3 separate regions of the Homo sapiens genome follow, and all the other regions are linked to region 3. A link is a loop called in an ENCODE intact Hi-C map of the cell type or tissue named here. Cell type or tissue: PC-3. All regions are shown on one strand.

Region 1 (2,500 bases), 460 kb before region 3:
AAGAACAAAACTTGAGTTCAACATCTTTAGCTGAATTTAGGCCAAAAGTGGTTTCTGTGTTATTTTCATTCATATGGGTTTCTGTCTGCATGTGGATTTTGAAGTCAGTATTCTGTATATTTCTTCCATTAGGTTGGTGGGGTTTTTGTGTGTGTGTTTTATCTAGAATTTTTTTTTCAGAGGGAAATTTGGTTTGGTTACTAAGTCTATCATAACTGGAAATGGAAAGCCTGTCCAAACTATTTTCTTCTGACAACCACATTATCTGTTTTGTTTTTGTTTTAATGTGTTGTATTACATCAAGGCTGAAACTCCTTTGATGGATTTCTGTTTCTCTTAGGATAAAGCTAAAACATCAATTGGCTTACAGAGCCCTGCATGATCCTCTTTTCCTAATGCTCCACTGACTTCTCATGCCACGTTATTTCTTGACCTTCTGTGCTTTGGTCATACTGCTCTTTTTACAATTCTTTGCATTCCTTATTCAAATGATTGGTGATTTTGATTTTATCTCTGAATTTAAGAGTTTCTGTTTTCCCTTTAGTAGGTGCTGATTATGTGATCATGGTAAAGTGTGGCGTGTGCCACTAAGTGTGGTGTTCCTCAGGCTTCTAGGAGTGTGTGATCTCTATCTCTCTGAGAGTCAGAACCTATCCCCTTGTTCTGTGTTGCCCCTTCTACCCCACTGTCCATACAGAGCTGAAACCTGTCAGTTAATGTTGCTGCTGCCCATTGCTCAGCTCAAGTCAGGAAGGGCAAGGAGCCAACGGTTTACCTGCTCTGAATATAGAGATGAAGTCAATTATCCCAACAATTGTCCAACGGCTCTCTTCTGCTCATTGTTATCTGTTGGTGATTTTGTGGAGAAGAAAATGGATTCTGGAAAAACCTTAAACTCACTCTTTTCCTCATATGGGTTGACAGTGATTCTTTATTTTTGCAGCAAATATGATTGCTTTCAGTTTTCTTTTAGGAATTCCTCAAGTATCATCTGTGATAATTAATATTTTATGTCAATTGGGCTAGGCCATGGTACTCAGACATTTGATGAAACATGATTCTATATGTTTCTGTGAAGGTATTTTTTAGATGAGATTAACATTTAAATTAGTAGGCTTGTGTGAAGCAGGTTACCCTCCATAATATGGGAAGGCCTCGTACAATTAGTTGAAGGCCTCAATAAAAAAAGGCTGACATCCTTGAAGAGGAAATTCTGCCAGCATATTGCCCTTGAACTTGAACTGCAGCATCAACTCTTCCATATATATATATATAGTATTAAATAATACGTCATACTATATATACAATAGCTTTATTGGTGAGAATAGGAGAACCAGTCTCCTACTGGTCCTGTTTCTCAGGAGAACCCTAAATAATACATCATTCCACTTGGTGGCACTCTTTCCTGTTTTACACATTTGTTATGCTTTTATTCTTATATTCCTCTCTATTTTTCTACTTCATGGATATTTTGGTGGACTTGTGTTTTCAATATACCATCTTGATTTTAAAATCTAGAACCTTTCTTTGAGGAAATCATTCAATAGCTGTAGAAAAATTTGAAAAAAATCATCAGTCATTTAGATTTATAAGTAATTCTTGAGTCAATTTTGATGACACTTTTTTTATAATATATTTTATTAAGAATAGATTTAACAATTATACAGCATATCCTGATTGCTTACTCTCTCAGTGGTGTTACCTTGTAATTTTTTGCCTTTACTCCCAAACTACCTTTTATCAATACAGCCTCTAAAAACTATCAGTAGGTAGAGGGATAAGGGAATGAAAAAGAGATGGACTCACTTGTAAAGAAACTCAAGTTGATATAATAAGACAGTAAGAGAATAAGATCTATGGAAATTCTTCCCCAAGTCTATGTCTTAATAATGAATAAATATTGCTTTTCTGAAATAAACCTTACTTTATCATTATATGTTAATATACTACCAGATTCTATTTTTAGTATTTTGTATAACTCAGTAATTTTATTTACATTTTATACTGAGGTAACTGCTTAAGACATGCCAACTGATATGTTTTTCTTTCACTACATTACACGTCAATATTAAAATTGTGGAATCAGAGTACACTTCTCTTTCTTTGTGTGCCACAAGCCTTAGATTTTTGGTTTTTGGTGCTGTTGGCCTTTTACCTCTTCCCAAGTAAGAGCTGCCGTAACGGAAATTAGCCTTACCTTTACCTGGCAATAACCTTGACTCTCTCTTTTCAGCCCTGTGCCTTCACTAATGATGTCTTTTGCTTACTAATGATTGCAGGGGCTGTGGTGGGGCTTCAGGAAATGATTTATTCCCCCTTTTGTGCCAAGAACCTCAAAAATGACTGAAAGATTCTTACCACAATTTGATAGTGGTAGACTCCAAACCGAGTAGGGTGTAGGACAGAAATCTGAGTATAGAAATTTTAATCTATCTAAAATGTCGCCAAGAACCAAATAAAACCCATTATCACTGTGCAGACCTTCCAAGCATATCCTCGT
Region 2 (2,500 bases), 420 kb before region 3:
TTAGTCCTGTCAAAAAAGAAATAATCAAAATAAAACTCAACGCTTTAAATTTATTTCTGCCCCTCCAAAATTTTGAATTTTTGATGTCACAATTTGCATATTTTTATATTGCCTATCACTTAACAAACATTTGTAGTTACAATTATTTTTAAATATTTTGTCTTTTATTCTTCATATTAAGGATATAAGTGGTTTATATACCACAATTACCATATTATTGTATTCTGAATTTGTCTGTATGCTTAATTTTACCAGTGAGTTTTAAACTTTCAGATGTTTTCTTGTTACACCTCTTCTTTCAGTTTGAATAACTCCCTTTAGCATTTCTTGCAAGACAGGTCTGGCAGTGATGAATTCCCTATGCTTTTGTTTGTCTGAGAAAGTCTTTATCTATCCTTCATTTCTGAAGGATAATTTTGCCAGGTATAGTATTCATGGGTGGCAATTTTTTTTTTTCCTTCCGCACTCAGAATATATCATCCTACCCTCTCTTGGCTTGTAAGGTTTCTACTCAGAAGTTTACTGCCAGAGTGAACTTTGGGTGACATTTATAAGTCATTTGCTTCTTTTCTCATGCTGCTTTCGGAATCCTGTCTTTGTCACTGACCTTTGAGAGTTTAGTTACAATATGTCTTGGGATAGTCATATTTATATTGTATCTATTTGGTGATATTGAACCTTCCTATACTTGGATATTTATATCTTTCTCCGTGTTTGGAACATTTTCTGTTAGTATTTACTTGAATAAGTTTCTACCTCTTTGTCATTTTCAAGTCTCTCTTGAACTTCAGTGACCCTTATATTTGCTCTTTTGATGTTGTCCCTTAGGACCTGTAAGCTTTGTTTCTTTTCATTCTTTTTAATTTTTTCTCCTCTATTTTCAATTAGTTTATCTTTGAGCTTGCTGATTCTTCCTTCTGCTTGATCAATTGTGTTGTTGAGACCTTCTATTGTATTTTTGAGTTCATTAATCACATTTTTCAGCTTTAGGCTTTCTGTTTGATTTTTAAGTTTTTTTTTCAATATCTTTGTTAAAGTTATCTGATAAATATCTGAATTGCTTTTCTGTGTTATTCTGAAATTCACTGGGTTTCCCCAAAACTACTATTTTAAATTCTTGATCTGAGAGGTTACACATTGCCATCCTATTAGGGTCAGTCATTGGTTTCTTATTTTGTTAATTTTTGAGGCCACAGTTTCCTGTTTGCTCTTGCTTATTTTGGATGTATTTTTATGTCTTTGCACTGAAGTATTAGGTATTTATTCCAGGCTTCTCTGTCTGTCTTGCTTTGTGTTGATCTTTCTAGAGTATATATGTCTAAAGGTCCTAGGCAGACTGTTAAGGTGCCTTATCTCAAGATTGCTGACTCCTTCTCAGCACTAGATGGTGCCCTAAGCTAATCTTTGCTCTAGCTCTTTCACAGGTTCTGAGTTTTGCATAGTGCCTATTTTTGGATGGGCCTGGGGGTGGGATCCAAAGTGGATACATGGCTGTCTGGGAAGGCTGGCGAAGGTTTGTGCCCAAAGCAGTCATGGATAATGCCTCCTATAGCATGATCCTGCTGAAGAGCCTTTCTGATTTATGCCTCCCTAGGTAGAAATGAAGAGCAGCCACCAGATTTTGCATGCTGACTGCTGCTAGCCTCACCTCCACTTTTTGTCTCTGGCTGACCTAAGGAGTTTTTACCCTACAGGCACTTGCAATGATTCCCTTGGGTTAAGGCAGGAATGTTTTTCCTTCTAAGGAACCCAGGATGGTGGAGAAGCCAGCTGTCTGCCTTGATCTCAGTTTTTCCATTGTAGAGGCTACACTTTTTCAGTGTAGAAAGAAGTCTAGGGGCAGTTTTCCATGTGGTGCCTGGCAGCTTGCTGGAGGGGCATCAAGGTTAAAGAAATTCATTTCCCCTACCTTCTGCTCCTGGTTTTTCACTTCTCTGAGGCTCTAGGGATTGTCGCAGCCTCAGTTTTAAGTTTTGGAATATTCCGGGTGATAATCTTGGCACTAGATAGTTGTTTTTGCTTTTCTATGAGGGAGAGTGAAGCCAGATTGCTCCTACTCTGCCATTTTGATGCCATCAGTGAATCCATTTTAAATTTTCACTGAATCATCTGCTGGTGGTGATTAAAGAAGAAACTTCAGTGTTTGACATGTTAACAAAAGGCAGCTAAGTGGTTGCAAAGGTCACATGGCAGAGTCAACAAATCAGCAGCTATTGCTAGGGAAGAATGAGGGCAAGAGCAGTCTCAGGGTTTCTTTTTCTCTTTGAGCTCAGCACACAGTCTTGCAGAGAAGCAACCTTTCTTCCCCTCATATTTCTTGAATTGTGTAGTGGTTGTTATTCTTTTTCATCTTCTGGCTGCTACTTCATTTTTGAGTTTTATTTTGACATAAAAGAGGCACTGCTCCACGCTTCAGTTTTTGTTTTCTTCTTTTTTCTCCACTTTAATCTACATTCTCCTTCTGCCTCTTGGCTCTCACCCATCTTTCATTTGGAGAGTA
Region 3 (2,500 bases):
CGTGAAAAACAAACCCAACTAAATTTCAGTAAAATTACAGAATATTTGAAGAAATTAATCTTTTCACTAACTTCATTTTGTATACATGTATACAAGCTTAATTTATGATATATGTTATAGAACGAAACAATATAATTTAATAACATATATATTAGTGCTTTAAGTTAGAGAAGTGTTCAGATCCAAACATTAGCAGCTAGTTGCAAAAGTGTCTACGATTTTTTAATTAGTTGGGGAAAGCACCTGATTTTAGAAGGACTTTCCTAATGAATAAAGACCAGACATTTAAGTGCAGGTATTTTGAACCTTTGAAATAAACAATATTTGCATATAGCCATTCTCAAACTTTAGTGTGTGTCAGCATCAACTGGAGAGGTAAGAAAGCCAACAACGGCCCAGGTGCACTGAGGTCAACTAAGAAGAACTGATCTAAACCAGTGACTTTTAACCCTAGCTTCAGATTAAAAATCACACTAGGAGCTTTAAAAATTACCAATACCATCTGTGCAGCAAACCACCATGCCACACGTTTACCTATGTAACAAATCTGCACATCCTGCACATGTATCCCTGAACTTAACATTAAAATTGAAGAAAAAAAATTGCCAATACCTAGATTGAACCCTCAGATTCTTATTTAATTGAAATGGCCTGAACATGGGAGAATTTATGAATTCTCATAAATTCAGAATCAATATATATAATTGAGTTTGATTTTATTATTAAAGATGTATTCTAATGTTACTATATATTTTTAAAGTCATGAAATGAATGAAGTTTATGGCTTTTAAGTGGACATAAAAAGAAAATTCTTCATCTAGAAAAATCATATGCGTAAAACTGAATTTAATCTATGGATTTAATATTATTTTCATCGTCTATAAATGTAATTTTTTATTACCAGTAATATTTAGGATTATATTGCCACCTGCTGGTGGACATTTTGAGAATTTCATGTAACTATGTCATACTTTGTTTTAAACTTAACTCTTTGCTATTGTTTTCAATAAATATGTTTCACTTTAAAATTTAAAACCTTAGAAAAACATTGAACCATCATACAAATCTGGAACATAGGTAAGGCATATCATAAAATATGCTTTGGGGAAATACACAAACAGGATTGTGAGGAGCGCTCATTTACATGCAGAGTTTGGCCCACTGTCATCCTCAGGTCTAAGGATATAGGACACTTAGCCACATCACTAAAGCTAAGGTTGTCAGGAACCAGAGTAGAGATTATTCTTTAACAAAGGCATTGAAGTAGAGAAAGCAGATGAGCTTCTGTTTTGCCACGACTCATATTTAAGTGAGCATTTCACTTTTAAAAGTACAATGCTCACTTAAATACAACTGGTGTCAAAACAGAAAGGCAGGGAGAAGCAAAATCATATGTATTCATGTACCTAGATACACATATACATAGATACATTAGGAGGAAGATTAGGACTTGTATAGAAAAATGTAGATCATTATTCTACCACTCTGGCTGTGGTTGTACTTCTGTTCCCATGGAAGCAATATGCAGAACCTATGGAAGAGACCAACATGTGTTTCACCTTTCAAAAAGGTTGGACAACTCTCTCACCTTCCAAAAAGTAGGACAACATGTAACAAGGCACTTAAGCATTGCTACTGATACAGAGACACTCAAATAGACTACATCACCTACTGAATGTCACCAGTATTACTTTATAATTTATTGACCTTAGAAATGACACATGGGCAGCTGCTGGTGTTTATGGCCAGTTTTTAAGTATATGTTCAACAACAAAATTCACAAATGTTGATTGATATAAATATGGATAGCTAATATTCCTAGGTATTACCATAAATTAGATGAAGAGAAAGCCTCAAATAGGCTGTGAGCTAAGAATTCCATTATTTCACAAATTGTGGGTTTTTGTTTTTATGTCTGTTGTGACTATTGTTAGTCCTGTGTTGGGAACCTACATGTGTACTATAAGTAACGTTATAAAGTAGGAAAGTAACTCAACTGCAGAAAGTGAACATGTTTACATTCCAGATGTTCCCATATGGGAATCTGTAGATTACGGTATCATGGAAGGAGTTAAGAGTGCCAGTTGGTCAATATCTTGCCACGGAGCCTGATGCAGGTCACTTCATTTCTATGTTTTCTCATCTGTAAAATGAAGGGGTTGTCCAGACTAAGGAAGATAACTATGTTTTGTGATGTGATGGTTAATTTTATATGTCAACATGGCTAGGCCATGGTACCTAGTTATTTAGTCAATCATTATTCTAGAAATTTGTGTAAAGGTATACCTTAAATGAGATTAATATTGAAATCAATAGACTGAGTAAAAGAGATTACCCTCTATAATGTGGGCAGGTCTCATCCAATCAGTTGAAGGCCTTCATAGAAAATATGTGTAATCTAAAAAAGTTGATCTCATAGAATTAGAGAGTAGAGTTGTGGTTAACAGGCTGGGGTGGTTGTTGGGGAAGGAGAATTGGGGCAATATTGGTCAAAGGATAC

Evidence for each region. Hi-C counts contacts between places; a loop is a spot of excess contacts. Peaks named below come from ENCODE experiments on the same cell type or tissue, not always from the same donor. Only the 100,000 strongest peaks of a DNase experiment are listed, where the experiment ranks them.
Region 1: it touches region 3 in a loop (22-fold over the local background); 5 of 110 quality-filtered maps call a loop at or near these places.
Region 2: a loop joins it to region 3, with 10 times the contacts of the local background. A loop is called at or near these places in 14 of 110 quality-filtered maps.

Annotation. Positions count from the first base shown.
Region 1 is chr11:101,389,349-101,391,848 of GRCh38, forward strand. No RefSeq gene overlaps it. Among named protein-coding and RNA genes, the nearest start is that of MIR3920, 130 kb to the right of the region's middle. In PC-3, a CTCF peak has its summit at 1,396 (motif pointing right); no DNase peak of the experiment used is centred here; H3K27me3 peaks cover 170 bases.
Region 2 is chr11:101,427,699-101,430,198 of GRCh38, forward strand. No RefSeq gene overlaps it. Among named protein-coding and RNA genes, the nearest start is that of MIR3920, 91 kb to the right of the region's middle. In PC-3, CTCF peaks have their summits at 1,381 (motif pointing right) and 1,586; a DNase peak (open chromatin) is centred at 1,393.
Region 3 is chr11:101,847,534-101,850,033 of GRCh38, forward strand. No RefSeq gene overlaps it. Among named protein-coding and RNA genes, the nearest start is that of CEP126, 66 kb to the right of the region's middle. In PC-3, CTCF peaks have their summits at 949 (motif pointing left) and 1,154; no DNase peak of the experiment used is centred here.